Regions from separate parts of the Mus musculus genome. Here regions 2, 3 and 4 are each linked to region 1. Evidence: chromatin loops called from intact Hi-C (ENCODE). Cell type or tissue: heart. All regions are shown on one strand. Each heading gives the region's core, and the rest is flanking DNA. Links, peaks and the distances in the headings are about the cores only. Region 1 holds the start of Gm35934 (a long non-coding RNA gene). Region 2 overlaps Mcph1 (microcephaly, primary autosomal recessive 1). Region 3 holds the start of Agpat5 (1-acylglycerol-3-phosphate O-acyltransferase 5 (lysophosphatidic acid acyltransferase, epsilon)). Region 4 has its middle 28 kb from the start of Agpat5.

The links. Peaks named below come from ENCODE experiments on the same cell type or tissue, not always from the same donor. Only the 100,000 strongest peaks of a DNase experiment are listed, where the experiment ranks them.
Region 2: a loop joins it to region 1, with 13 times the contacts of the local background. A loop is called at or near these places in 20 of 42 quality-filtered maps.
Region 3: it touches region 1 in a loop (2.2-fold over the local background); 8 of 42 quality-filtered maps call a loop at or near these places.
Region 4: a loop joins it to region 1, with 1.8 times the contacts of the local background. A loop is called at or near these places in 2 of 42 quality-filtered maps.

The regions. Positions count from the first base shown.
Region 1 is chr8:18,895,106-18,903,529 of GRCm38, reverse strand. It overlaps Gm35934 (a long non-coding RNA gene), which reads left to right and starts at 1,239. Exons shown (of 2, transcript XR_870172.3): 1 at 1,239-1,511. In heart, for the core only: a CTCF peak has its summit at 4,175 (motif pointing right); a DNase peak (open chromatin) is centred at 4,369; H3K4me3 peaks cover 1,032 bases; H3K27ac peaks cover 1,023 bases; H3K27me3 peaks cover 584 bases.
Region 2 is chr8:18,614,359-18,618,358 of GRCm38, reverse strand. The region is part of intron 3 of Mcph1 (microcephaly, primary autosomal recessive 1); the gene reads right to left. Among named protein-coding and RNA genes, the nearest start is that of Gm25763, 2.2 kb to the right of the region's middle. In heart, for the core only: a CTCF peak has its summit at 2,085 (motif pointing left); no DNase peak of the experiment used is centred there.
Region 3 is chr8:18,843,020-18,851,443 of GRCm38, reverse strand. Agpat5 (1-acylglycerol-3-phosphate O-acyltransferase 5 (lysophosphatidic acid acyltransferase, epsilon)) reads right to left here and starts at 5,165. Exons shown (of 8, transcript NM_026792.3): 1 at 4,666-5,165. The coding sequence starts at 4,884. In heart, for the core only: a CTCF peak has its summit at 4,918; a DNase peak (open chromatin) is centred at 5,143; H3K4me3 peaks cover 2,874 bases; H3K27ac peaks cover 1,821 bases.
Region 4 is chr8:18,813,769-18,822,192 of GRCm38, reverse strand. No RefSeq gene overlaps it. Among named protein-coding and RNA genes, the nearest start is that of Agpat5, 28 kb to the left of the region's middle. In heart, for the core only: a CTCF peak has its summit at 4,199 (motif pointing right); no DNase peak of the experiment used is centred there; H3K4me3 peaks cover 374 bases; H3K27ac peaks cover 1,150 bases.

The sequences.
Region 1 (8,424 bases), core at 2,414-6,413:
AGCCTTCTTTCCAAAAATCTGTGTTCATTCCCAAGGGCTGCCTAAACACCCTATCACAAAGTTTCAGACAATGTGTTTAGTGTCTCACAGTTCTAGATAGTTCAAGTCCCAAGTCAAAGTGTTGGCAGGGAACGTGTTCCCACATTCTCCTGGGGAAACTAATTAAGAATCTTTTCTTGGTCCCTGTTACCTTCTGGACACTGCCTACAAGCTTGGCTTGTGGATGCTTGGCTCCCAGCCACAGTACCCACATGGCATCCCGCCCTGTGCCTTTTTCTGATCCTTGCCCCTGGTACTGTGTTTGTTATGTGGATAAGCTGCAGTTGAGAGCTAAATTTAACTTTATTTTATGTGTGTGTTGCCTGGGTGTATGTAGTTACCCTACTGAAAATAGAGTCAGAGGGGTGGGCTGCCATGTGGGTGCTAGAAATTGAACCTGGGTCCTCTGCAAGAACAACATGCTCTTAACTGCTGTGTTGTTTCTCTGGCCAAAGGGGATTGCTCCTCAACAGGGTGGCCCTCTTTCATGAGCTGGGATCCTGAGTTGAATACAAAGAAGAACCACCTGAATTTATTCCTCTGTGAGTCCTGACTACAGATATCACATGACCAGCTGCTGTACAATCCTAGCACCATGCATTCCCCACCTTGATAGACTACTACTCAAACTGTGGACCACAACAAAGCCTTCCTTCAAGCTGATGTCCTAGGCGAACTGTCAACTTGACACAGTCTAGGGTTATCTGAGAAAAGATGCTCAGCTGAGCGATTGCCCAGATCAGATGGGCATTGGAACATGTCCTAGGAGGGGGCAGTCATTTTGTTAATTGATAAAGGAGGACCCAGCAGGCTTCCAGCAGTACCATCTCCTGGACAGGTAATCCTGAGTTGTAAAAGGACGAGGTTGATCCAGCCCGCAAGCAGGGTTCTACTATGGTTTCTGCTTCCTGTTCTGGTTTGAGTTCCTTTGCTAACTGCCCTCAGGGAAGGGCTGTGACCTGTAAGGGAGGCTAAGCCGTATCCTCTCCTAAACTGCTTTTGATCGGGCTGTTTTATTACAGCAACATAATGAAACTGGGCCCGTAGCTTCTGCTAAACACTGAATCACAGCCACTAGGAAGGTAACCAAGAGGGCCTGGTGACCTCTTCTGTGACCTCAGATCACCAGCTGCAGTCACAGTTCTCAGAAACCCAGCTCCACGGCGAGCATTCCGTGTCCATGGCCAGCATCCCATGTCCGCAGATGCCTGGAAAGCAGAAGCCAGAGGAATGCCAGCTAGAGAGACATCAAAGTCAGCCACGCCCCCAAAAGCATGGCTCTGACCTAGCTCTCTTATTTTCAAACCTCTCTTCCCTTCCCAGGCAAGACGGTAAACTTGGTCTCTTAAAGCTGGTTTCTTCAATGACTAGTAGAACATAGAGATTCCATCTTCTACTGAACACAGAAGTCATTTCCAATACTCGCTGTGGAAATTCCCTGTCTCTCTGCTTCCCAGATGCTGGTATTACAGGTGAGCTGCTATGCCCACACAGCCTTCTTGTGAATTCTGGGGGTCTGAATTCTGCTTGCTTGCTGAGCTATTTCCCTAGGCCTCCATAACTGTTTTAAAGACAGGGTCTTGTGTTGCTCAGTCAGGCTCTGGACTCCACGAAGAGCTGCTGTTACAGATATGCACGATGCCTGGCTTAAGATCACAGTTTGTACTCAGCATGCAGAACCAGGTTCTTAAAGCTTTGTCACGCTGCTCGTACAACGGCAAATGTCTGTTCTTCTCTAAACAGCAGGGCAGATAACATCAGTGGGCAGGAGCCACATGAACAAGGCTTCCAACGCACACTGCCATGGCTATGGAAAATTCTAGTTGTATGATATTGATTCTCATATTTTCACGAGGATAAACTCCTTAGGGACACAGACTAGGAAATGCATCTGACAGTCATGAGGTACACAGGGTCCCCTGGTGGGGATTCCTCCACTTGCTGGGGTTTTTCCATTCGGAAGAAAACGGTCACAGAAACATGGGCTTCAGGCTGGTTAGAGGCCAGTGGGAACTGCTCTCACAGCGTCGTGGGCATCACAGATGGAAAATGTGCCTCAGTCATCCCATTCAGTTCCGGGAAGGGCATTCTCTAGCACACATCCCCAGAGTCCGTGCAGCCACCCCGTCCCAGGAGAGATCTTGCAGTCAAACGTTCCTCGAGTTGTAAACTTCCCTTCACTCATTTTCTCATTATATTTCAAGAGGCTTATTTTTGATGAAAAGAAAAAGAAATGGTTCATGCTGTTTGTCTTATAGAGCATGATAGCCATCATCTACAGAGCTGATATGATGCTTGCCAGGAGACTCCGCCCACCAAGATGGGGCTTGTAGACTGTTGACATTCTATATATCGTAAAAGGAAGGCCTAAGGAACATCCACTTCTTCGGGCACTCCAGGCTATTCTTGTGCAGTTCTGTCCTAATTGTCTGTAGCCTTTCCATCCCTGGTGGCACTAGTGTTTATAACCTGTGGAAGCTTACTGGAAGCAGGTAGACTCCATCTATTCAACTATGGGAGTCACCATGTATATTGGGGCAAGTCTTTCCTGTGGTGTGGAGCTCCTCCCAGTAACCCCTCATCCATCTCTGTAAGTATGCCCAATAAACACATTGGTTCCCCAAGTTGGAACAGCACATTGGTTTGTCATGGACAACCTCTGAGGAGGAGATGCACATTTATATCTCCAGAGAAAGAGTCCCTGAACTGAGCCTACAGAGGACTGTATCCTATGCAGTAAAAGACCCTGGTTAAGACTTGCATTTAGTTCCTCGAACTTCTTTGAGTGACTTACGTTGTCTTCGTACATGAATATCGAGAGAGAACACATTTGCACAGAAGCCCCGAGAATTACACTCTGCTTCCTGGACACGCTACATGGACTTCCTGTTGACAGGGGACTGTCATCCCCTTCTGCAGTGTGCCATAACAGACTTCTTCTCCAGGCCCTTCTTAAAACCTTGCTGCATGGAATGTTTTTCATTCTGTGGAACCAAACAGATGCTCAGCCGGAACATGGATTTCTGTGAGATGTGTCTTGCATGTCTGTGGCTTCTGTATGCCCCCCGCCCCCACCCCCATGCATCAGGACTCAAATGCTGGGCTCTGCGAATACCCTTCTCCTGCAGTTCTTAGAAACTGTCCACCCAGCTGTGTCTCTTGTGACTCTCTTTTGTCTGGTGTCCAAACAGATCATATAGGCATTTTCCCCCTACAAAATAACCAGTTAACCCCTGCACCATGTGTCCTCTGGAGAAGTGATCCTGGGCTCTCCAAAAGGCAGCCTTTGCATCTCAATTAGAAGATACTGGTGTGTGAGATTTGTGGGTGCACAAGATTCTGGGCTTAGGACATTTCCCCCTCCTCAGTGGACCTCATTCCCACAGCCAGAAGCACCTTAATAAGTAACGAGAAGCAAGGTTATGGTCCTCAAATGCTGCCTCAGTCTTAGCAGGTGAAGCTGGGAGACTCATAGATCAGGTGATCAGAGACAAGCAGGCTGACCCCATCCCTCCTTGGCTACCAGGGATGTGTGGGCTGACCTGGGAAGTTTCTACCATCAGGAGCAGAGCTGATTATAAGTTAAGTGTGTTCCAATGTATATGCGTGTGTGTGTGTGTGTGTGTGTGTGTGTGTGTGTGTGTGTGTGTGTGTAGCACTTATACACACACGAGCACTCGATGACCTAAACTATCCTGAGGGATCCGAGCAAATACTACTCCTAGCTTTCTTTTTAGAAAGATGGGCTAAACTTGGTCATCGTGGAACATGCCTTCAATCTCAGCACTTACGAAGCACAGAAAGGAGGATTTCAAGGTCAAGGTGAACCTTGACCTGGGCTACATAACAAACCCTGACTCAGAAAACCCAAAGTCCCAAAAAAAAAAAAAAAAAAAAAAAAAACATAAAAGAGAGAGAGAGAAAAAGGGAAGAATTGGCTCGATAGGAGCAGCAGCGCCCTCCCCACAAAGGTGCCCGCCAGAAGGGAGGGCTCATTGACTGTGGTGGCGAGGCTCCCAGGGTCTGCTCTTCTCTCTGCTGTGTAGTATTTTCATCTTTGTGTGTAAGCCACTGTTTCCGAACTTGGATTCAGAACTATTCAAAAACTCAACTGTCAGCTTTTTTCCATGACCACTAGGTGGTGCCAAATCCCCGGTCGGTGTTCCACTTCAACTAGGAAACTAGAAGCGAAGCCCAAATGTAGAACAGAACTATACAATGAACAGGATGGGGGAGAAAAATGTCCTGAACCCTAAAGCCAGTCTTGGAGTCGTCGCAAAAGGAACCCCCTCAGTGGAAGCCCTTGCAGTAGGGTAGCCCCTCTTCCATGGTGCACGTTCCATAGGAGCTCCTGGTGCAGCCCACCTCTCTGACCCTGATCGCCCCGATTTCTCGTTCTCTGTGATTGGCTGCTCTCCCGCACAGGAAGTCGGAGCTGTTTACAGCTTCTACATCCACAAAGGGGCCTTTCCCCAGAGATGGCCAAAGGTAGCTCACTCATTGTGTTTACCAGGCTGACTGTAAAACTTTCAATACTAGCTGTCCTCTGGTGGCAGCCCCAGGGTGGCCGTGGGGCTTGGGGAGGTGGCTTCATTCACTGCCTTGGGGAAACTGACTTTCTGGGCAAGTTACTGAGAGAGGTCTTATCTGCAGCTTTCCCTTGCTCCCTCCCCCTGAGGTGAAATACCTTACCAACTCAAGTGTAAATAACAAAGACAAGAAGACAAGGTGGGGAGGGGTGCGGAGGGGTGGGGAGGGGTGGGGAGGGGTGGGGAGGGGTGCGGAGGGGTGGGGAGGGGTGGGGGTGGGGGGAGGGCGAGGCAGGTGGGAGCCTTCTCCTCCAGCACAAAGGGCCCGACTAACACTCCTACCACAACAGACAGATTACAGATTGGCAAGAGAAAAGCATAATCAATTTACTTAATGGCAGATTTATGGATGCCGTAGAGAATGAAGCCCTAAAGACTGTAGGGGAAATCCTTTAGGTTTCTGTTGCCTTTGGATGAGGGATGGACAGCCACATTGGAATGTGACTGAGTCGAGATCTGACCTAATGTGACAGATAGAGGGAACCTTCAAAACCTACAGCATCTCTTCCTTCCCACCCACTTGAGAGGCAAGGCACCTCCAGGTTCTAGGCTCTCTTGGGGACTCTAGGACTTTTGGTGGGAAGGGCAGGTTAGGTGACAGGACACAGAAAGACTAGACCCCAATGTTTTGGGAATCTTTCCTGGGTCACCCTGCCTGCCCTGTTAACTGTCCAAGGAAATTCCACCACAAGCCAGTCTCAGCAGGTGTTGAGGGCAAGGCTGAAAGCCCCTCCCTCCAGGAAGCTCTTTTGTCAGCTCAGCTGTGGTCACAAAGTAACCAGGTGGGCAAGTCTACTAGAGACAGCTCCACCTTACAGTTCTGGAGGCTGGGACCAAAAACAAGGCTAAGTAACTCTATGGATGACGGCCTGCAGGGCACACACAGCCCTGTAACCCCTTATTCCTTGTCTTAGTTAAGTGATAACCATAGCTTGTGTCTAAATAATCCAGCACAACTGATCCCTTGTCTAGTTGACACAAACGTCACTGTTAAGTCACCACCTTTCCTTTCTTTTTCACCCAAGACCACAGATCACATCAATATAAATATCACAATATAAAACATTCATAAACTTAAAAAGTCTGTCTTTTTACAAATACAGAAACTTGGGGCTGGAGAGTTGGCGCAGTGGTTAAGGGCACTGATGACTGCTCTTCCAGAGGTCCTGAGTTCAATTCCTAGCAACCACGTGGTGGCTCACAACCATCTGTAATGGGATCTGACACCCTCTTCTGGTGTGACTGAAGAGAGTGACAGTGTATTAAAAACAAACAAACCAACAAACAAAAAGCAAACAAACAAAAAAACAAATACAGAAACTTTAAAACTCACTCTGTTTAGAAGTCCAAAGTCTCTTTTAAAAGATAAATCAAAGATAAATACTTTCTTACTTCGAGAAGGAAGAACCAGGGCACACTCACAATCAGACCAAGGCAAAACCACTCCCCAACTGTGTAAGTAACTTAATGTCTAATGTCTGGGATTCACTCACAATTTTCTGGGGCCCCTCAAAGGGCTCGGTCACTTCTCCAGCTCCACCCTCTGCAGCACACACAGCTTGTCTTCTCAGCCTCTGTGGCTCTACTCCACCGCGGCTGTAGTTCTTGGTGGTCATCCTGTGGTACTGTCATCTCCAAAATGCTAGGGTCTTCTGCCGCAACTGGGCTGCACTCTCACCAATGACCTTTCCTGGTCTCTCACAGTGCTCTCCGTGACTCCTTCATGATTTCAAAATTGCTACCACCCGGGTAACTCTTCCATGACCAAATTGGGCCACCAAGATGAGGTACAACCTTGGCTACCTCTGGAACATAGCTTCAGCATACTGACTCTCAAGAAACACTTCCCAGATTTTGCCTCTCTGATACCAGTCTCTTCTTAGTCAGAAGAACTAAGTCACTGTTAATTTCTCAGCTCCAGCTGACGAGCATCCATTGCCCCAGACAAGCACAGGTTTTACTTCAGTGACTCTAGTCTCTTTTTTTTTTTTTAAGATTTATTTATTGATTATATGTAAGTACACTGTAGCTGTCTTCAGACAGTCCAAAAGAGGGAGTCAGATCTCGTTACAGATGGTTGTGAGCCACCATGTGGTTGCTGGGATTTGAACTCTGGACCTTTGGAAGAGCAGTCGGGTGCTCTTACCCACTGAGCCATCTCACCAGCCCTAGTCTCTTGTTAATCACAGCTAATTCTTCAGCTCCAGCTAACCAGAACCACAGACTCTTTACACAAATAGCCCAGTAGAGTCTTTGCTTCCCTATGAAACTTTACAAGCCAGGCCTCCATTGTCTGCGCTGCCTACAACATTCTTTTTTTTTTTTTTTTAAGATTTATTTATTGATTATATGTAAGTACACTGTAGCTGTCTTCAGACACTCCAGAAGAGGGAGTCAGATCTCGTTACGGATGGTTTCGAGCCACCATGTGGTTGCTGGGATTTGAACTCAGGACCTTTGGAAGAGCAGTTGGGTGCTCTTACCCACTGAGCCATCTCACCAGCCCCTGCCTACAACATTCTTAATCTTCCAAGCTCCCACAGAACAGCTCACTGAGCTCTCAACACTCAATGGCTTTTCTAAAGTTCCAAAGGCCTTTCATAATCCCCCCCCCCCCAAACATAGTCAGGTCTGTCACAGCAATACCCAACTAGCCTGGCACCAATTTCTGTCTTCGTTCAGGTTACTCTTACTATGATAAAACACCATAAATACAAGCAAATTGGGGAAGGAAAGGGGCTTATTCACCTTACACCTCCACATCACAGTTTATCCTTGAAGGAGGTCAGAACAGGAGGAACTCACACAGGGCAGGACCCCGGAGGCAGGAGCTGATGCAGAAGCCATGGAGGATGGTGCTTTACTGCCTTGCTCGTCCTGGCTCATTCGGCCTGCTTTATTGTAGCAAGCAGAACCAGGGGTGGCCCCACCCACAATAGGCGGGGCCCTTCTGAATCAATCACTAATTAAGTAAATACCCTATAGGCTTGTGTTGGAAACATTTTCTCAGTTAAGGCTCCCTTCTGTCTGATAACTATAGTTTGTGTTTGGTTGACATAAAACTAGCCAGCACAGTCCTGGACCAGCGGTTCTCAACCTTTGAGCAACCCCTTTGGTGGCTACATGTCAGATATTTACCTTACAACTCACAGCGGCAGCAAAATTATAGTCACGGGATAGCAATGAAATAGTTCTGTGGCTGGAGGTCACCATGACATGAGGAACTGTCTTAAAGGGTTGTTGCAGTCATTAGGAAGGTTGAGAACTGCTGACTCCTAGACCCACCCACCCTATTTAGTCCCCAAATACACCTTCAAATATCACTGGAGAGGGAGCTAGAACTTCAGTATGGGATTCAAGGGTGGATACAAGAGGTTGGTCTGTGAGACTCCATCATTAGACTAAGAAGCACCGATTAAGAAAGGGAGCCCTGCGGGGCGGTGGTGGCACACGCCTTTAATCCCAGCCTTCGGGAGGCAGAGGCAGGCGGATTTCTGAGTTCGAAGCCAGCCTGGTCTACAAAGTGAGTTCCAGGACAGCCAGGGCTATAAAGAGAAACCCTGTCTCAAAAAAAAAAAAAAACCAAAACCGAAAAAAAGAAAAGAAAAGAAAAGAAAAGAAAAGAAAAGAAAAGAAAGGGAGCCCCAAGTAGCCTGGGAGCAGGGACAAAAAGCCTTGGAATGGAATGACCCTTGAGATGGGTTTTGAGAGATAGATAAGAGTAAGCCAAAGGGATGGGCATGAGAAGAAAAGATTGTGCCAGAGTTTAGGTAGCATCAATCTTTCTTAATTATTC
Region 2 (4,000 bases), core at 1-4,000, 280 kb after region 1:
AAACACAGAAAGGCACAAACACAAATCTCCATAACAACTTCATTCATAGTAACCAAAAATGGGAAACCGTTCACATTTCCACCACTGGCAAATGCACTGTGGTATGCACATGCAATGGATACTACTTGGCTAGACAAAGGAAACTATTACTGCATGAAACATGAAGAAATCTCTAAACTATCATTCAAGTGGAGGAAGCCAAACAGTCCATGCGAGAAGAGTCCATCTGCCTGAAATCCTACATCAAGGAATGAACTGCCTACAGAATCCAGATCACAGGCTGCTCCAGGCTGAAGGATGGGGAGAAAGGTGCTGACTTCAAAGGGGCGGGCGGTGTTACTCTGGCATATAAAACCCCAGTCTTTTGACTTTGGTGATTATGAGATAACAAACCAATCTATAAACTCAAAGGGGACATTTAAAGACAGTGTCTGGCATCGTACCCCAGGTTGTTTGGAACAAGCCAGAAGGCCTAAGCTGGCCTTAAACTCTGTGATCCTCCTGTCTCAGCCTCCCAGATCCTAGTGTTACAGACATGAGCCACCACACTTGATTTAAGCCACACTTTTACAAAGCTGCTTTTAAGAAAGGCCCACATTTAAGCCTACAGAAGCCCACAGCTTCAGAATGGTCCTACCAGGAGAGCTGGATGCACTGACTCGCGCTGACGACCCCAACACTGGGGAGGCAGAGGCACAAAGACTGCTGAAGGCCAGCCTGAGATACAGTTAGATGGTGAGAGGAGAGAAGGTGGGAGATGATAGGAGAGAAAGGGAGAAAGAAAACAAGAAAGCCCAGTGAGAACGGTGAGAAAGGAGCAGGAGTTAAGTGTATCGTATGTGCCTCTTTTCTAGCACAGTTACGAGTTTAACAGAGTAGTTCGTACCAACTTGTTCTACTGAAGAGCAAAAGGAGATGGTTGGGACTCATCTGAACAGAGAACGACTGAATCTGAGGATCCCGATTACCACGTTAAGAATATCCCAGCCACCATAAGCACAAGGTCAGATAGTATGGACTGCCCGCACCAGTTCTGGTGTGTAAGCACTACCACCTTCCTTCTGGGTTACAAAAGTTGTTTAACTCACAGACCATCAGCCCAAGTTCATTAAATTACCAATCATCTTTTGTAGGTAAGAGTTTGGGGAAAGCCTTGGTTCATACTAGTTAGAGAAGACGCATTTTGTCCCACTTTAAAACAAGCATCTTAACAATTCACTGATCAGTGACAGGACACAAAGGCTCAGATCCAGGATTGTGTTAGTCCCCACATGAAAGGAAACACGATGCCAGCAACATATATTTAGGCAAGGAACTTGCATGTTCACACAGGCGAACAGGTAAGAAGTACCCATAAAACCTCACACTGAGGGCTGTAGAGATGGCTCAGTGGTTAAGAGCACTGATTGCTCTTCCAGAGGTTCTGAGTTCAATTCTCAGCACCCACATGGTGGCTCACAACCATCTGTAATGGGATCAGATGCCCTCTTCTGATGTGTCTGAAGACAGATACAGAACTCATATACATAAAATAAATAAGTAAATCTTTAAGAAAAAAAAACTTATACTGAGCTAGGCATGGTTATACACATTTCTAATCTCAGCATGTTGGAAGCAGAGGCAGGTAGATCTCTTTGAGCTCCAGGCCAATATGATCTGTATAGCGAGTTGCAAGTTGCCTCGGGCTATAATATGAGACCTTGTCTCAAAATCAAGGCAAAAAGACCCCAAAACAAAACAAAAAGCAACAAAAAACAAACAAACAACCCAAGGCTAAAGAGAAGGCTCAGTAGTTAAATGTTTTTCCAGAGGACTGAGTTCAATTCCTGGAATGTATGTCAGGCAGGTCACGACCAGCTTTAAATCCAACTCCAAGGAGATATGATGGTTCTGGCCTCCTTGGGTAACTCATGTGCACATACCCACACAGACACATAATTAACAGCGATAAAACAAACGGCACTAATAGCAGAAAGCCTCACATTTATCCAGCACTCTATGAGTAACAGAAATTGCTTCCTATGAGAGAGACTTCTACAGTTCAGAAATGCATAACATTAGTGCCCCATCTAGTGGCTAAGGGAAAAATGTTTCAAGGCAGCCCTGACAACAGACCCAGCTCTAGCCACTTCAGAGCCCAGGGAGGCGGCACTTGGACCCCTGTCATTTCCCATGTCCTCAGCTGGGCCAGCCCTGTTACTCCTTCACCTCCACCAAACTGTTGCCCTTCACCCTCTAAAGCAGTCAGTGAGTCATATAAGCAGCAAGCGTATTCTTCTCCAACACAGATGTATCTATCACATTAGACAGAGTGGGTTGAACAGGTAAGGACAGACATATCTGAAAATTCTGCGGGCTAGCACGTGATCCCAACAGGTATATTCTGAGATACATGGAAGAACACAGGAAGGAGAATTTGAGGGGATCTCTGAACAGAGAAAACGCAAGTGTATCTGAATTGGGACCTGTGTTTTAGGTACTGAACACCGCGTTGTACCCAGTGAGGGTCAGAACAAAGCAGACTGGTTGCCCACCAGTCTCCCCAGGCTGGTTGGCTCAAGAGACTGAACTGTTGCAGGACACAGACTGTGCTCTCAGAATCCTTTTGGAGGAGACTGTAACTGAACTAGGTGCTAAAAAAGACCATGTAACTATACAAAGGAAGGGAAGGCACTTGGGGAAATAACATAATAACCCAAAGATTGCCAGCACCAATTCTCCTCATGCCACACTAGACACCAAATTGCTTTTTTACCTTTTGTAAGCCTAAACCACCTACAATCCAGCCCCCTCTTCTAAGAGGACGATCAGCATGAACCAGAGTGTGCATAAACTAAGAGCACAGGGAGACTTTAAGAAGGGTAGACAGGCAGAATCTTAAAGCAGTATACTTGCTGCTGATCACTACTTAGGTCACCAACTACTTTGAAGAGATGAATGTCCACTGCAGGCTTCCTCTGTCGCCATCACCTGCTTGCCAGCCACCTGACCCCGAGGACTGCTCCTCACAGGTCCTGACACCTGAGGAATGCTCCTCCACAGGCCTAGGTCCTATCTCTGCAGCAGTCTTAAAGCTTCCTTTAACAGGCTGACAACAGCTAAAAGATACATTTTAGTGCTTTTGTGCTAGTTTTTTAAAACTTTAACTTTCTTCAGAAAACCAGAGAGATGAGAGCCAGGCTAATTATTCTGTCTTCATTGTTTATTTTCTCAGATATAAATTTTTCTGTTCTCTAAAAGAAGGGCCTTTTTATCAGAGACTTATAGTCTCAAGCCTTGAGTCCCCACACAATGGAAATCTGGTGACCCTAGATGCCACACACATGACCACTGCCAATTAAAAAAAGATGAGTAACCCTAAGCAGTTAAAGGAGAAACCTCACCCTTGTTTCATTTTTATTACTATTTCTGTGTGTGTGTGTGTGTGTGTGTGTGTGTGTGTGTGTGTGTGTGTGTGTGGCTCTGTGGGTATGCTCATTTCATGTTACATGTGTGCAAATCTGAGGACAACTTGCAGGCATCTGTGCTTTCCACCACCAAATGGCTTCTGGTCATGACATTCAGGCCATCAGGCTTGGTGTCAAGTATCTTAACAGTCTGAGCCATCTCAGAGACACACAATTTTCTTTATCTTTTACACCACTTACTAAACCTATCATATCAAAACATGAAAACACCTTTATGCATTTCTGTTATGTCTACATATAGATTTTACTTCTAAATAACATGTATACACCTTTAAATAATACTAGAGCAATTTAACATGTTTTACATAAAGATATGTCTTATTTTTAAAAAATAAGTTTTGAAATTTTATTTTTATTACACATATTTATTTTTATGTGTATGAGCATATAGGTTCACCATGTGTGTAGAGTACCCACAGAGGTAAGAAGAGGCCATGACCCCCTGAAACTGGAGCTATGGATGGTTTTCAGCTCCCATACGGGTGCTGGGAATTGAACCTGGGTCCTCTATAAGAACAACATGTGCCCTTAAC
Region 3 (8,424 bases), core at 2,702-6,701, 52 kb after region 1:
GTACACTGAAACATTTAAAGTTATTCTGCATAAAGGCTCTCAGCCAAGGAGTGCTGGCACAGTCCTCTATACCCCTAGCTACTCTGCAGACCCCGTCATGGTCCCAAAATTAATTTGTAAATAAATGATAACCCAAGAGTCTTGTATCTTATCAATACTAGAATTTGGACCAGAGGGGATTGGCAGTCAAAGCCATGGGAAATATATTTTAAGGTACATTCTAATTGTTAATAACAAATGTAAGCAGTATAATGGTGGTGAAAGCATTCACCAGGTACTGAGGAGTCACATATTGTATCACTGCACAGCTGGCCTGCAAACACCAATAACCAGCTTTTATTGGATTTCACTGCAATGAGAAGATAAATACTCTAATACTTGAAAACATGAATTAATTTTGGGGGGTGGGTGTGAGTAGCGTATGCACACATGTGTATGGCCATGCACACTCCCTGGAGGCTAGAGGAGGAGGACTTCTCCTGGCCTGCTCTATCACTCTTTGCCTTACTCCCCTAACAAAGGGTCTCTACTAAAACTGGAGCTAGACAGGCAGCGCACAAGCTACAGTGATCCCCCTGTCTCCATCCACCACAGTGGTGGGGCCACAGGCACACACAGCCATGCTCGGCTTTTAATGTGGTTGCTAGGGAACTGAACTCAGGTCTTCATGCTTAAGCCGTCTCTCTAACTCCACATCAATCTATCACCCACCCACCTACCTACCTACCTACCCACCTACCCACCTACCCACCTACCTATATATCTGTTTGTGTATGGGGTTGACTTGAGCTTGTGCTTGTAGAGGTTAGAAGACAACTCTCGAGACTAGTTCTCTCCTTCTACTATGTGGGTTCGGGGATCAAACTCAGGTCATCAGACTTAGTGACAGGTGCCCTTGACCACTGAGCCATTAGACTGGCCCATTCACATTAACTTTTAATAACTTAAAAAAAAATTCTAAAAGGGCTATAGTGATGATTCAATAGGAAAAAAAAATTGCTCTTCATCAGTACCTGATTTTGAACCACAGGTGCCCATGTCTAAGAGATGTTGAGCATGTCTGCACATGCCAGTAATTTCAGAACTTAGAGATAGATGGGCAAATCCCAAGAGTGTGCTGGCTGGCTAGCCTCACTGAAAATGATGCGCTTTTGGTTGAGTTGAGAGACTCCAAGGCAAGGCAATAAGCATAGAACAATAGAAGAAGGCAACCCACATCCTGCTCTGGACTCCCTGTGTGCACACAGGGCCATGCTCACCTGAACACTCATGTACATGCAATACTCACACAACACACACACACACACACACACTCTCTCTCTCTAAATATCAAAATGTTAAAGGCAGTGTGGTGGCTAAGTTTTGTAATGCTAGGACCTGGGATGCTGAAGTAGGAGGCTTACTGTAAGTTCAAGTGAATTTAAGACAACCTGAGCTACTGAGTGAGACCCTGTCTAAAAATATATATATAAACAAACAAGAAAAAAAGATATTTCATTTTTATTACAACTACTACAGTCTCTGTGAATATTCATCTAGAATCTTTGATTCTAAACCACTAAGCCTGAAATAATCTGCTGTGTTAGCCTTAAGAAATGGGCTTTTCACAATGTTAAAGAGACTTTTCTTTTCCTTTTTTTTTCTTTTTTTAAGATTAAAAATATGTTTGAAGTATATATACTGGAGGTAAGGCATATATGCCTGTGAGGGCTAGTATCCATGGGGGTCAGAGGTGTCAGACCTCTGTCCTGGAGCCAGAGTTACAGGTAGTTGAGAAACAGCCATTGTGGGATCTGGAAACCAAATCCAGGCCAGTGTAAGAGCAGACTGTCCTCTTAACCACTGACGTCTCTTCAGTCCCTAGTCCCTCTGGTCACATTCTAATGGATTTCAAGTTAGCAAAATGAGCAAAACTTACAAAGGCTGCATTACTTCCCCTACAGATAGGGGAACACACTGCTCACTTTCAGTACTAATAGGAGACCCGAAAGGCTCTAATATTGGTGTGGGCAGTTAGCAGATGTAGCTAAAACACTTGTCACACAAGCCTGAGGAGCCCAAATTCAGAGCCTCAGAACCCATACAAGGCCAGACACTCATCTCTCTTTTATGGAGTGCTCCTACAGTGAGATGGGAAGCAGATACAGGACAGAATCCAGAAATTTAGAAGCCAGCTAAGCTGGCACACACACAGTGGTAAGCAAGAGACCTGACTCAAAGTAGAAGGTAAATACCAATACCCAAGGTTCTCCTATGACCTCCATGTCCATGCCATGGTACATTTGCCCCACAATCACGGATATGAATATTTATGTGCATGCAGTACATTCATTCACACATACACACACACAAAGATTTTTTTTAACTTGAAAGGATACATGAATTACTCAGAATTTTAGCAAAAACGAAAACAGAAAAGAACCTACATTTGCATAGAATCCAATGCAACGCCTTTAATCCCAGCCCTTGGGAGGCAGAGGCAGGCGGATTTCTGAGTTCGAGGCCAGCCTGGTCTACAAACTGAGTTCCAGGACAGCCAGGGCTATATAGAGAAATTCTGTCTCAAAAACAAAACAAAACAACAGCAGCAACAACAAAAGAATCCAATGCAATGTCCACACAATCTGCTTTTGAATAGCAAAGGAGGCCCTCACCCTCACCCTCTCCCTCTTTAAGTGGAATTGGTTGGATACAGCTGCTTGAACACTGCTCTCCACTGTGCACATATTCTAAAACCATTACAAGTAAGATTATAGGCAAGTGGTGGCGCACGCCTTTCATCCCAGCACTTGGGAGGCAGAGGCAGGTGGAGTTCTGAGTTCGAGGCCAGCCTGGCCTACAGAGTGAGTTCCAGGACAGCCAGGACTACACAGAGAAACCCTGTCTCAAAAAAACAAAAAAACAAACAAACAAAAACCACAAAAAACAAACAAAAGATTATCCCTATAGCTGGTGACCTAAGGCAGAAGACAAGCTCACATCTCAAACTCTTGTGACCAGTGATCAGCTAATTACTTTGATTTTATTTTGATCCATATTACTGCCTAACCACATTTCTCCCTCATATGTAAACTGTTCAGTACCGCCATGAATCCGTTTTAAATTTCATATAACTAAAAGAGTTTAATCCAGACATGGCGGTACATGCCTTTAGTCCTAACACTCTGGAGACAGAGGCAGGCAGATCTCTGTGAACTTGAGGCCTGTGAGGTCTACATAGAGTTCCTGCCCACCAAGACTACAGTGTGAGATCCTGGTTTGCTTCTTTTTTTTTTAGAGCTCATTATTGGAAAGAATAGAAGAACTCATTTTTTTCCTTCTCTTCTCCTTAATCTTAGTTTTAAGGCGTTAACTTAAAAGCCCTAAAATCACTTAGAAAACAGCTGCTGTAGCCTGGGTGGGGGGTAATAAGGTTTGCACTTGACTCCCCTCAAGTGCGTGTCCTCTCTCCCAATCAATAAACTCACTAACTTTGCTTCATTCTGACTCATCCTAACGTCTCTGCAGCAAGAATATAGGTGGCACTTGAGTAGAGGTCCCTGAGCGTCTGAGGGGTACTTGTCATGTGCAAGGTCAGCAACTTTAAGTTGTGCTCCCCGCTGTCTTGTCCCTTCTGCTAGTGAAATTAAATACTTATCCACGATTAGACCATACATTCACTTGACAAACTTAGTAAAGTAAGAGGGAGGTTTGAAACCATCAGTGTGGGGGTTCCTAAAAATTCTGAATGAAATCCTATTCTAAAAGTCAATTTTTCAGAAACCTTGATGTGCAACAGTGATTTTCCTATTCCCTAGGAAAACATTTAAAAAGATAGTGATTCAGAGAGGTCTTAATTCCCTACCTCAGACATAATCTCCAACTGGCGCAAAACTCAGTAAGGGATCCAGTCGCCAAAGTACCCCCCTAACACAGAATGAAAAGAACTGAGAAATGGGGGGGAAAGTCATAGATACATCTGGGAGAACCCAAACAGAGCTCTTCTTTGAAACTGAAAACCAAAAAGGAAGTACAACTGTAGGTTTTTATGGGATGTCATATAACGAATTCACATTAGGAGAGCTTTCTACTCTTTATTGTTTTCAGAGTTCAATCTCCACGGGGCGGGGGGGGGGGAGGGAGGGGTGGAAAGAAAGAAAGAAACAGTAGCAGGAAGAAAGCAATCTGACAAGAGATCAGCCCACATTGAAGCCCAGTCCAAGCTGAAGAGAACTGTATCGACAGTGAGGCTCCTATTGTAACCAATGTATTCATTTCCTCCCTAGGCCCTCGCTTTCACCCGGGAGGAACCCAAGGCAGGAGTCGTCCTTCACAGCTGTCACTTTGGTCAGCGCCTAGAGGTCTTGCTAATCTAAAAGACCTCGGAAGTGCAAATGAAGCCAGTCCCAGCATCACCACCTCGGACTCAGTGCCCTACTTTGGCAGGCACTGAGATGGGCAGTAACAGCCGGCCCGGGGCGGGGGTGGGGCGGACCCGGGAACACACTCAGCCTCAGCAGGACGTTCCAGAAGGAACCCCGAAGTGAGAACCAGAAACTTCCCCCCGCGGCGGGAGGCCGTGAGCTGCGGCACGTGCTCGCCGGGCTGCGAGTGTTCGCCCGGGTTGCAAGCGCCGCCCCGGCCGCGGGGAGGGCTCGCACGCAGCCCTGCGCGGCCGCGCCTCACCTGGACCCCGGTGTAGTTCTCGAAGAAGAAGAGCACCATGTTCTGGTAGACGCAGTAAAGCCGGTCGTCCACGCGCTGGTACAGGCGGGCGGGCATCAGCGCGGAGAGCACCCGCCACAGCGTCCAGGCCAGCAGGTAGGTGGGCGCCGAGCCCAGCAACAGGACGCTGGGGAGCAGGTAGCGCATAGAGTACGTGTGGAGCACCAGGGACAGCAGCATCCTCTCGGCTCGCCAGCCGCGACTCCGCCTGCGTTGCCCGCGCGGCCACCAGGACCTCAGCCACCGCCGGCCGCCCGCCAATCACTGCGCGGGGCCGGCCGCGCCGCCGCCCTCCGCCCTGGCTCCGCCCCCAGCATGGGCCGCGGGGGCCCGGGACCCGGCGGGGACAGTGACGGCCTCTGCTCGCCGCCTTGGAAAGGGCACGCCTCGGCTTGCCGGGCGCACTCGCCTCGGGGTGCTCGCTTTGCTCCGCGCGACCCGTGCTTGTCAGCGGGGAGGCGGGGTGAAGCAAGGCTCCCGGGTAATAAGGCGCCTCCTGATTGGCCGACTTATGGGCGTAATACGTGTTCTGATTGGCTCGGTCCCTTGGCCTCGTCACGACGCATGCTCGACTGCGAATGCTGGCTGGGGATGAGCCCGGGAAGAAGTGAGGTGGTGGGTTTTGGCCTGTGCTGGCGTGCGAGAGCTGCGTGGAGACACGAGGATGCTTCCTGCAAGACACGCGTGAGCCGACTAAGTCGTGGAGCACAGGAGGAGCTCGATGCCGCAGGTTATGGACAACTGCAGCGTCTTCGCGTGCCGGAGGGCCACCCGTGCCCCCACGTGCATAGGAAGCACACCTTCCCTCCTCTTGGCTGTTGCAGAATGAGGCTGGGTCCGTCTCCTGTACCCTTGGTTCACCTTTCACGGGACTGTCACCTCCTTGTATTAAATCTTTCAAAGCCTTAACTTTTGCCCTTTAATAACCTCTTGCTCTTTAACTTGTTTCTACTGTGCGTTTTCCTAATATCCTACATTTCTTCTTTTCAATGTGTAGGAAAGTATTTCCCTATACATGTAGGATCCATAAGTTCTCTTCCCTCCAGAAAACTAGAATAGTTAAGTAACAGCAAAAACTTATCCAGGGGCCCAGGTCCTTTCACTGCCCTAACTAGTGGAGACCAGATAATTCTATACAAGAAGGTATAGAAGGAAACAGGTCAGTGCGCACGCTCAGATCTGTATAAAGTACGTTTTAAATATGTGGGTGTGTGTGTGTGTGTTGGTTTCTCTAAGTGACCCTAAGGTCACTTATTCTGCCCCTAGTTTTCTCCCTTTCCACACCACTGACGCCTGTGTCTCTGCTTCCTTGCCTTGGATTTCCCTTCATCTTTTGCCCCATGTTTCTTTCCCATCACCTCTGAGATGCGCTTCATAAGGCATACAGGTGACTCCTGTCATTAGCACACTATGTCAGATGGACGTGCTTAGGAGTTTACACGATATCAGAATGTATTGAATGACAATAAATTTCACTAAGTACAGTGGCTTCGCTGGCACCAGAGAGGCCCACTTTACTCTGTAGCCCTTGCTAAGGGAAACACAGGTTCTTTTATTGCAGTCTTAATTACTAATATTAACTCTCAGATCACACATACATCACTCTGTAAGTATATCTCTGTTTACATATGCATATATAGGTTACAGTGACTACAAAGAGTTAGAAAGAAGAAAGGAGTTTTAAAAGCCTTGGGAAGCCAGTGCTGGAGAACTGACAGGGCTATAAGAGTGTCTGTCACGATAACATGAACCACAAACCCAGCTTTAGGGGAAAAGCAGCTGTTGGTGGGTCACAGATATGACAAACTGTCCAGTTTAATGAAGATGCAGAGGTAAAAGGGCAGGCAAAGGAACTGTCAAGACAATTCACTGTCAGTTCAGCAGACCAGTCCAGACAAAGGAATTGTTTGACAGATAGACTGTAGATTCAGATTGGCAAACAAGAGTTCAGGAAGACAGGAATTGAGGTACACATCAAAAAAGAAGGGACTGAGCCAACCTGAAGGTCTCTGGAAATTCAGGGGTTCTCTCTCTGTTGGCCTATGACATTCTGCAAATAGTCAGATGATCCATTTGTGGGAGCATTTACTTGACAATGTTAAGAGTCAACTTTTGTCAACAGAAAAACAAGGTACCTGAGGGCCCCCTCTCCTTTCCCAACCATAAAGTTTCAATTTTCTAGGAATGTCTGTAGAAATTACATTTGTAAGGAAAGGACATGTGGCTTTTCCCTTATCAGATTATAACCCTGTCTAAAACGTCTCTGGGGCCACCTCATGTTTTATCAGAAGAGAGGAGACAGTAAGATGGTTCTGAACATCTGTACTCAGGATTGACAAACCTTAGTGATTACAGAGCCCATGTGGTGGAAGGAGAAAGTGAATTGGAGATTGTCCTGTGACCTCTACAGGTGTCCATGGCATGCACCCATACACACAGATAGCTGTAAAACTAGACAAATAGGAAGGTGTTCTGGTGACTCTTAGATGCACAATCTGAGAACCACTATAGCTTATCTGGATAATACTAACAATGTGAGCCTGTGTGTTTTTTTTAACCAAAAAAAAAAAAAAAAAAACAAAAACCCTTTATGCTTAAGCTTACATTAAAATACCTGTAATAAAATTCCCAGCTATGTTTCACTATAAATTCTTTTCAACATCAAATCCACTAATCCTGGTTTAGCCCGAGCTGAAGTCCCTAAAATCCAGGGGAACTCCTCTGGCTGCCGAGGATGACAGTGTGATAGTCTTCAGGAACAAAAACCAAGGTGAGGCTTGAAGATGATAAAATCTAGAGATCTTGATCAGTTTTTTTTCCCCCTTAAGGCACCAGAGAAATCTCAAACACCTCACAGACAGAATCAGCAGTTGAAGAAAGGTGTTTATTAGGGATTGAGGAAACACATGGGAGACAGCAGATGTACAGAAAGAAAAAGAAAGAAATACACTGCAGAGCAGAGACTCGGCCAAAAACATCCAGTGTCTTTTCAAAGGCTGAATGTTCTAAGCCTCTGAAGAGTCTTCCTCCCCTAATTAATTAATTAATTAGGGTTGGTCAGTTTGAAGAAATATAGGACAGGAGATTGGCTCAGACTGTTGTCTGACAAGTCTTCATCAAGCTTTGAACTGGTTGAACCAGTCCATCAGCAGGGGGCCCGCTGGTGGGGAGACAAAAGTCAACAAGACCTTTGTTTTAATCTGCCAAGCTATTGTCTCAAGTCTGGAGGACCTGGAAGAAGCCATCCATCTTCCAATATTCTCCACCTTTAATCCCTAGTCTTTGGCCCTTTCCCCGCCCACCTACCAGGGAGTTTATCTAACTCAGTTTTTCAAGTGAGGAGCTGTGTCTGCTTCCCCATTACTAACCGGGTAACTGTATTTGTTAATGTGAGAATAACACCTTCCTGTTATCATTGAGGAGCAGAGTATTTCAAAATGTACCCAAGGAGGAAACTCAAGAACAATTAGAGTTGGAGAGAAAAAATGTAGGCAAACCGAAGATGATTTCTGGATTAGGGGGGTCAAGAAAACCCCAGGCTTTTAGCAAATGAAATACAAGGGAATGTTACAGTTTCCAGTGGCAGGTTGAGGGAAGGGTTTGTGAGGCCTAAGTACTTGTCATATGAGGTGCTTCATGGTCCGTCTGTCTTCAGGATGTCTTCCCAAGAATTGTCTAGTTATCACAGGAGGTCTCGAGCTTTTTCCTGGCCAAGGGGAG
Region 4 (8,424 bases), core at 2,449-6,448, 81 kb after region 1:
TCAGCTATTGGATGGATCACAGGGCCCCCAATGGAGGAGCTAGAGAAAGTACCCAAGGAGCTGAAGGGATCTGCAATCCTATAGGTGGAACAACAATATGAACTAACCAGTACCCCCCGGAGCTCGTGTCTCTAGCTGTATATGAATCAGAAGATGTCCTAGTCGGCCATCAGTGGAAAGAGAGATAAAGTTTGGTCTTACAAACTTTATCTACCTCAGTAAAGGGGAACGCCAGGGCCAAGAAGTGGGAGTGGGTGGGGGAGCATATGGGGGACTTTTGGGATAGCATTGGAAATGTAAATGAAATAAACACCCAATTAAAAAAAAAGAAAAAAGAAAAAGATATTGAACCCATGTGGGTGTGTTGGGGGTAGGGCAAAGAGAAAAGTCCAGTGACCCCAAGTCTGTCTTTAGGGTTATGACATGAGAGAAAAATGGGGCAAAAGACATTAATAATTTACATTCCATCCAACAGTGAGACTTCAGTCTTTCCCAGAATTCCTCACCAGCATTTGCTTCCTTTTGTTTTCTCAATATGATTTTGTTTTCTGACTTGGGTGAGATGGAATTTCAAGGTAATGTAAACTTGCATTTCTCTGGTGGCTAGAGATGCTGAGCATTTGACAATGTTTCTCTGCCACTTGTATTTATTTTTTCTTTTATTATTTTATTATTTGTTACTTTCTTTTATTATTTATTATTATACCACATATCCCATGAAGCTCATGTGGAATCAGAGGACAACTCCTGCAGGCCAATTCTATATTTCTACCTGTGGATCAACCTGTGGATGACCTGTGGTCATCACCCTGGGTAGCCAGTGTCTTTTTGCATGAAGCTATTTCACCAGCTATTTCCATCAGCTTTGCAGAAAATAGTTTGATTTTGGTTCTTGTTTGGTTAAAATGCCTGTTTCCTTTCTTTCCCATCTTTACTTCTTTAGGTCACAATGAGGTCTTGAGAATTTTAACACTGGGATAATACTCTTATTAACCAGATTAAGAGGATTAATAATGTTACAAGATCTGGAGACTCTCCCTCTTCCCACCAAGACGTCTTCCTACTTAGCCTTACCTTCATCCGATCCTACAAGGAGACTTTCCTGTAACTAGGGATATCCATAACTAGAACCAAATTTATCTTGCACTATCACTAGCCTCTTAATGTCCATTTATTGCTCCCTCATAAGCTTATGGCTTCTGTCTGGATAACTGACTTCAGTGGCCTGCTGTGCGTGAGCTGACTCCCACAGTAAGTGAAGAGGCTCTAGCAGGCCTCAGTATGGCAAACACTGGACACAGATGTGGCCTCTTTACCCGCTTCCCTGCCCCTTGCTAAAAATGTTACATTTCTAAAGCTAGCCCCCAACATCTGTTGCCTTAGTTGGCCACTGACTTGCTCCTGAGATGAAGCACCAAGATCCAACAATCAAAACTCATTGTCTACCATGTCCAAACAGAATTACCAACTCACCCCAGAACGGACACCCCCTTTCTCCTTAAAAGCCCACTCCTACAAAGATGCTCTCTCTTGCTGTTCAGCTTTTCTTGCTTCCTTGCTCTTGCTGCTGCCCCTTTGCCCCTGTTCCTGCCCCACTTGTCCCTCTAGGGTAACAAATCTCCTTTGTGTTAAGAATTGGGTATCTGGGTATGTCCTGTACCAGTTCTGCTATGGGGCTGGGTTTTGTGGACGACCTTCCTTTCAGTAAGGCCTCTATGGGTTCTGTGAGTTGTTTAATGTTTTCTGTCGTTGCTTGAGACACAGTATTTCTGTGTAACCCTAGCTTCCCTGGAATTCACTATGTAGACCAGGTTAGCTTTGAACTCACAGAGCTCCACTTGCCTTTTCCTCCTGAGTGCTGGCATCAAAGGTGTGAACCACCAAGCCTGGCTTATTATCTTAAAGTTTTCCTCTTCCTCAGCAACTGTGTTCCTTTGGATATTGGCTTGTCCCACTGACCCTTTGCTCTGTCCCAAGGCTTGCTTGTGGGAAGGTTTCTACGTCTTCAAAGTACACTGTTGAATTGCATTTGTGCCTCTGTCCCTATTTTAGACTCCTGCATGTCATTCACCGTGTCTCAACTTTTGCGTTCCTTCAAAAAATTACGTAAAACACATTTTGATGTAGCCCGGCCTTGAACTCACTTTGTACCATACCAGAGACTGAGGCTGACATTGCATTTTTAGCTCTGGTGCCTCAATTTTCCCAAGTGCTGATGTGTTCTATTTTGAAGATGATGCTGAGGAGTGAACCCAGGGCTTCGCGCATGCTCCTGGCATTCTATCGAATAACTTCCATGCTCAGGCGAAAAAAGCTTCCAAAGAATAGAACGAATGTGTGAAACTACAGGCTTGTTTAGAGGATCAGCACACCAGACAGCAATCTCTTCACTCGTTTGCCTGGCTTCCCAAGCACTTCGTCCACTTCAATAACTTGAAGCTCTCCTCCTTAGCTCATTGGAAATGTCTGTGCCAGCAGTACCAAGAAAATTCATAGAGCTATGAGTGCTTTCTCCAGATAGCTGCATTCCGCAAACCTGAAACCGTACTCACCAAGCAGCCCTGACTGCTGTCTTCCACCTTGTGTTACTGTGGTCTGGCCCCTGGAGATGACTAACTACATGTATTTGTCTGTTTGTAAGTGGCTTGCTTCATTTAGTTGAATGCCCTTGAGTGGGTGAAATACTTGTATCTGGTTTACAACTATATGACCTTCCTCCTTGTATTATGGTCTTCTTAAAAATCAGAAGTGGGCCTGGAGAGATGGCACCATGATGAAGAATACTTGCTCCTCCCTCAGAGGACCAGAGCTTGGTTTCCAGCACCCAGGCAGGGGGCTCAATTGCCTATAAGTACAGCTTCACCCAGATGATTCGGTGCCTTCTTCTGACCCCTGCAGGCACCATTACAAGCAGAGTGCATGTGCACGGGCACATGCACATGCACATGCACCACACACACACACACACACACACACACACACACACACACACACACACACTTTTTTAACTTAAAAAAAAAAAAAGTAAGAATCCATTATGCTGAATTCTTAGTTTAAATGTCTCTGAGGTTCCATGACAAATGCTGTTCAATGATGAAGAGAAGAAAAAATGAGTTGTGCAATGGATGTTTGTTTTGCAAAACACTTCAGGTAAATATACAGACAGAACTTAATACAAAAAAAAATAGGCAACTTAAAAATGGAGAAAATATCCTAATATATTTCATCATAGAAAATACACAGAGGTGAATAAGCATCCAGAAGGCACTTATCAATGTGTACCAGGAACTATAAATTAAATGCAGCCATGGCATTCACTGAACACTTATGAAAAGAGCACACAGATGCCCCCAGCTCTGGCATCCCCTGCACATGTATGAGAACAGCCAAGCACAGAACACTGATGCCCCCCAGCCTTGGCATGAACTGCACATCCATGAGAAGAGCCATGCACAGAACACTGATGCCCCCCAGCCTTGGCATGAACTGCACATCCATGAGAAGAGCCATGCACAGAACACTGATGCCCCCCAGATGCTGTTGGGCAGCAATAGAAACACTCCCTTGTTGCTGATTGGAATATATTCCGAAATAGCCCTCGTGGAGGAGAGTCTGGTAGTTTCTTGGGAAAGACAAGAACCACAGAGGCCACCATTTATGAATAGTTGACAGGGGTTTCGGGGGGAGGAAGATGAGTAGGTGGAGAGTCGGGAGATTGGGGCAGAGAGAAATCTATTCATTTGTAAAACATTTAAGATGTGGCTTGTGTCATTTTCTACTTGCCCAAACCTGTGGAGTGCCCAACACAAGCAGTGACCCTTAATTTAAACTGTGGGCTAATTTTAATCAACATATTAGAACTGTAACCAATACAACCCACAATCTTGCTACATTAAGAACAGAGGAAACTGACAGTGCTAGGAACATTATTTGTTTTTTTTTTTCTTTCTGTTGTTGTTGTTCAATGTTTTTTCAATTTTGTCCAATATTTTGCTCAATATTTTCTGTAGCGCTAAAAGTGCTCAAATACTCTGCTTCAAAAATCACCAGTATCTTGAGCGTCTCTTACTGATCTTCTTTTGTCCACCTTTAAACAAAACACAGCAAACCCAGAACCTGATTTGGGGCCGTATGAACCTTCCCTTTCCTCTGCTTACTTAGCTGCTGGTTCCCTTCCTTCTCTGTTGAAAATAACCACCAGCAGAGGTTGCTAGCAGGCAGGCATTGGACATGCTCAGAGGCCTTTCTGTGGGACTCTGCTCCGGCTTCCACAAGCCAGCAGCACCAGCAGAGAGCACTTCAGTGTAGGATCTTACCCGAGGTCCTTACAAGAAGGTCCCATGCGCATTCTCAATGCAGAAGACAGACTTTTTGAACTCCCGGTAGCTGGGCCAGCACCTCTTTCTCTAGGAGGTGTTGTGAGGGAGATGAAGGCAATGCATTTCTTCACACCCCCACAGTGGCCTGACAAGAGAAGGAAAGAAGAGTACATTTGTTTCACTTCAGAACTGATGAATGGTTAATTTAGGCTTAATTTTGTGTTTTAGAAGAACATTCCCAGGGACATGAGAAAGTGGGCAAAATATTAACAGCCTGCTTCCTTTGAAAATGTCTCTTTCAGAAATATGTTTACATGTAAGAGTTTAACTGCATACACTTATGAAATCCTTTTATTCTCAGGTTTGTTTCTAATATCTGCGGGACACTCACGGTTGCTGGAAGGCTCATTAGCCATTCTGTCAGGGTCCCGTAATAAACTTCTGAATGTGGTCTTGCTCTATTCCCAAAGGTTATCCAAGAAGGGAAGTAGAGAATGTTCTTTTAGAAAGCATGAAGTGGGAAAATGTCTAAAGCTATTTATAGCAGCACTCAGCCATGGAAACCCCAGACTTCGCGTCTATTTATAGCTAGTCTTTGGGTTAAAAGGGTGAAACCAGAAATCTTGAAAATGCCGCTGCTTTTACCCCACACTGAAGACTGATCAGCTGTCTCTCTGTGGCTGTGATAACCAGAGACTGGCTGGAGCGACTCTGGAAGAGGCAACACATACATCTTGAGCTAAAAACATAGGTTTGTTCAATCAAAAGAGCAACTTTCTCTGATTACGGGATTATTACTTGAGTGTCTTAAGTTTGCAGGCTGCCTTTGAATTGGAGTCGGTCTGTGATGTGTGCGACTTCTAACACGAGGGAATGAGACTGGGTTTATGAAACCAGATACCAGCAGTGAGTTTCCGACACTGGTCCCTCATCTGGATAGAAGGAAGGCTGGGAAAAAAAGCCCTCCAAACATGACTCTGTGTGTGATACGTATGCATGTGTATGCATGCTTGTTGTATGTGTACTCTGTGCATTGTGTATGTTGTGTATATCTATGTTAATATGTGTGTGTGTGTGTGTGGTGTACACCTGCATGCACATGTGTGTGTGTGCTGTGTTTGTTTGTTTTGTATGTGTGGTACATATGTGGTGTGTGGCTGTGTGCACATGTGTATATGGTGTGTAGGACAGGTTGAGTTTGGGTGCTTCTTCATATCCTATCTTTGCAACAGAGTCTCATAGAGCCTGGCCCTCACAGACTCAGCCAGCCTGGGTGGCTCGTCTTCATCTCTCTTGTTCTGGGGTTTTAGATATGTGTTACTGTACCTGACTTTGTATGGAGATTGAGACTCTGGGTCTGCACACTTGCATGGCAAATCCTTTACCAATAGAGTTCTCTCTCCAGTCCTCTCAAACCTTCCTCCGAGTCTTAACACGTTTCTAACATCCCCCCAGGCCATAACAGCAAGCTCAGCTGAGACCCTAAATGCACAGCATAGGATTTGTACAAACTCTATAATCACTGGACCTGAGGAATTTGTGTGCTTGTTTCTTAATATGTTGCTGCGAGGGGAACAAAGACCAGGTCAAAGGTCACTGCTAGAGTACCTGACATTCCCGGGTAAGGACAGTAATGAAATGAGGTGGGGGATGTCTTTCCAGCCAGGATCAGTGGCTTCCTTGAGATATTAACATGCTAAGAATGAATGATGTTCTAAACAAAGGAAAACGCAAACGTCAATGGCAATGTAGACGTGGATGGAACAGAAAAATCTTGAGATGAATAAGAATGGGTCAGTGCAGCCATGAGAACAGAGCCAGATATCACGTTGCTGGTAACAGCTGGGTCCTTACAAGTGTCCACTTATGACCATTACTTGTGCCAATCAAATAGGGCTTTCACAATCTAGTCAGCTTCTTTCTGCCCGGGTTAGACAGTAAGGTCAGACCCTGAGTATACAAATGCATCTTTCAGCTACAACTCCCTTTTCTTCTGCCTGGGTGGCATCACATAAGAACATGCCAGCCTCTTCCTGAACCTGTCACCGTCACACCCTTTGAAGCTGGGGTAGCTTCTTTACTGTCTCCCTGAGAGCACCAGTAGCATCAGTCCTGTTTGTCTCCTAGTGACCTCAGTTACATGCTATCTTATGTCACCTCTGACGCCATTGCCCTTCCTTTATAAAGCACTTGTTTCCTGTGGCCACCCTGGTATGTTCCCAGCAGTCTTGCCTTGTCTTGTTGAAGCCACGTGGTTTCCAGGAAGCCAGAAGGAGCTGGTTTCCATTCCACAGAAGGAGCTGGAATGGAGCTGAGTATTTGGAGACCCACAAGAACTAACTCTTGACTGCACACAAAGACAGAACGATAGAATCACAGTGTCCGTGATGCTCAGGTCACAACTCCCATGGCATATTATTCTTCATAGAAACATGAAGTTCTCTGCTAAGGAAGACAAGTGCGGTGCTGCCACGCCTGGGGCGGGAGGAGTCATTTCCCAGGAAGGAAAACGGTTTCGTGGATTCCTGTGAATGACCTTGAGGCAGAAGCCCAGTGAGCTTTGACGTCCTGGGGAAACTGAGGCTTTCATCAGGTAGAGCCCAGTAATACCTTCAGGTTTCTAGGCGAGGCATGTGGATCTTGCACTTTTCGAATTTCCTTGAAGGTCGCACACTTTTGCCACAACGCTTGTCATTTACCTGGCATGAAGTTCCTTTCACAACATTCTGCCCCATCCCCACTGGAGATCTGTTTAGGACTCCGGCAGGATCAGAAGATGTGTCCAGTGCAAATTCTAACTCATGATTTCCTCCTTTCCCTTTCGCTCCCTCCCAGTGCTACCAAGCAAAGCCAGGGCCTTGCATATGCAGGAGGCGCGTGCAAGAAAAGATGTGGCATGTCCAGATTATATATATATTTAAAGACAAGGTCTCACTGTGTAGCCCAGGATGTCCTTGAACTCTCCATGCAGCCCATGTTTTCTCTGAATTTATAATCATCCTGCCTCCACATCTAAGTGCTGCTGTTATGGGCAAGTACCACCATGTCTAGCTAAATCCACGATGATCTGTCTCCCCAGCCTCCTAGTCTCTTCTTCCTATTTAGGAAGGTAAAACTAATCCTCTCCATCGGCTTTCCCTCTAATCCAGGCCCGACAGCGAGTCAGTCCCATTGCCCCTTGCATTTGCAGTTAACTTTACTGCTGCTGCGATAAAGCACCAAGACTAAAACAACCTAAGGGGGAATTTACTTTGGCTTATAATTCCAGAAGATTAGGAGTCGTGATTGCAGGGTAGTCGGGCAGCAGGTGGCTGGGGCAGGAAGCTGAGAAGATCCACTGTGGAGATAGGCAAAGGTCTACCCCCTTCTCATAGAGCACAAACAACACACCAAAGTGCTGTTCCCCCTAGAGTACAACTTGAGGGACTAAAGAGTGTATTGGGCTTATTTACAGAGCGTGAGTGAGGGATTACTTACAGGATCGTGGGTGGTCCCAAAGCAGCTGTGGTACCAGGAAGTCCCAGCATGGATAACGATGGATAGCCATGGGGTGCAGAGATGGACTTCATCTTTTAGTTACCCTCCCACAGCCTGTACATACATGCCAGCACCCAGAGAGAATGAGGCCATGTGTGATTGGGACACAATTTCATGCAAATGTCTGGGAAGTGCAGAGGGTCCAAAAACTCTCTACTCCTTTCTTGGACAATGGGCAAGCCCAAACTTGGGGGATTCATGAGAACGGGGTTACAGCTGTTCCGATGAAGCTGACGGCTGTTCATCTCGGAGGATCCTCTTCTTGGTACATTGTATTTACTAAAGTGTTTCTGGTTGACCACATTAACAGTGGAATCCTGAGAACTCCGCTGGTCCTGTCGCTGGCTGTGTTGCTGAGCCAAAGCTTTAAGTGGGAATGTAATAAACACAGGGGCATGCTCCTTGCAGGCTGAGGAGCTCCCACTGTGAACCACTGCACCCCCTCTCTGTTCCTGCACCTCTGATTGTATTAGCACAATCCAATTTAGATGGGATGTGGAGTCCTTGACACAACTTTAACTTTTCTGAAGTCTACCCTCTATTAACATTTATTTGCCTCTATTCCTGG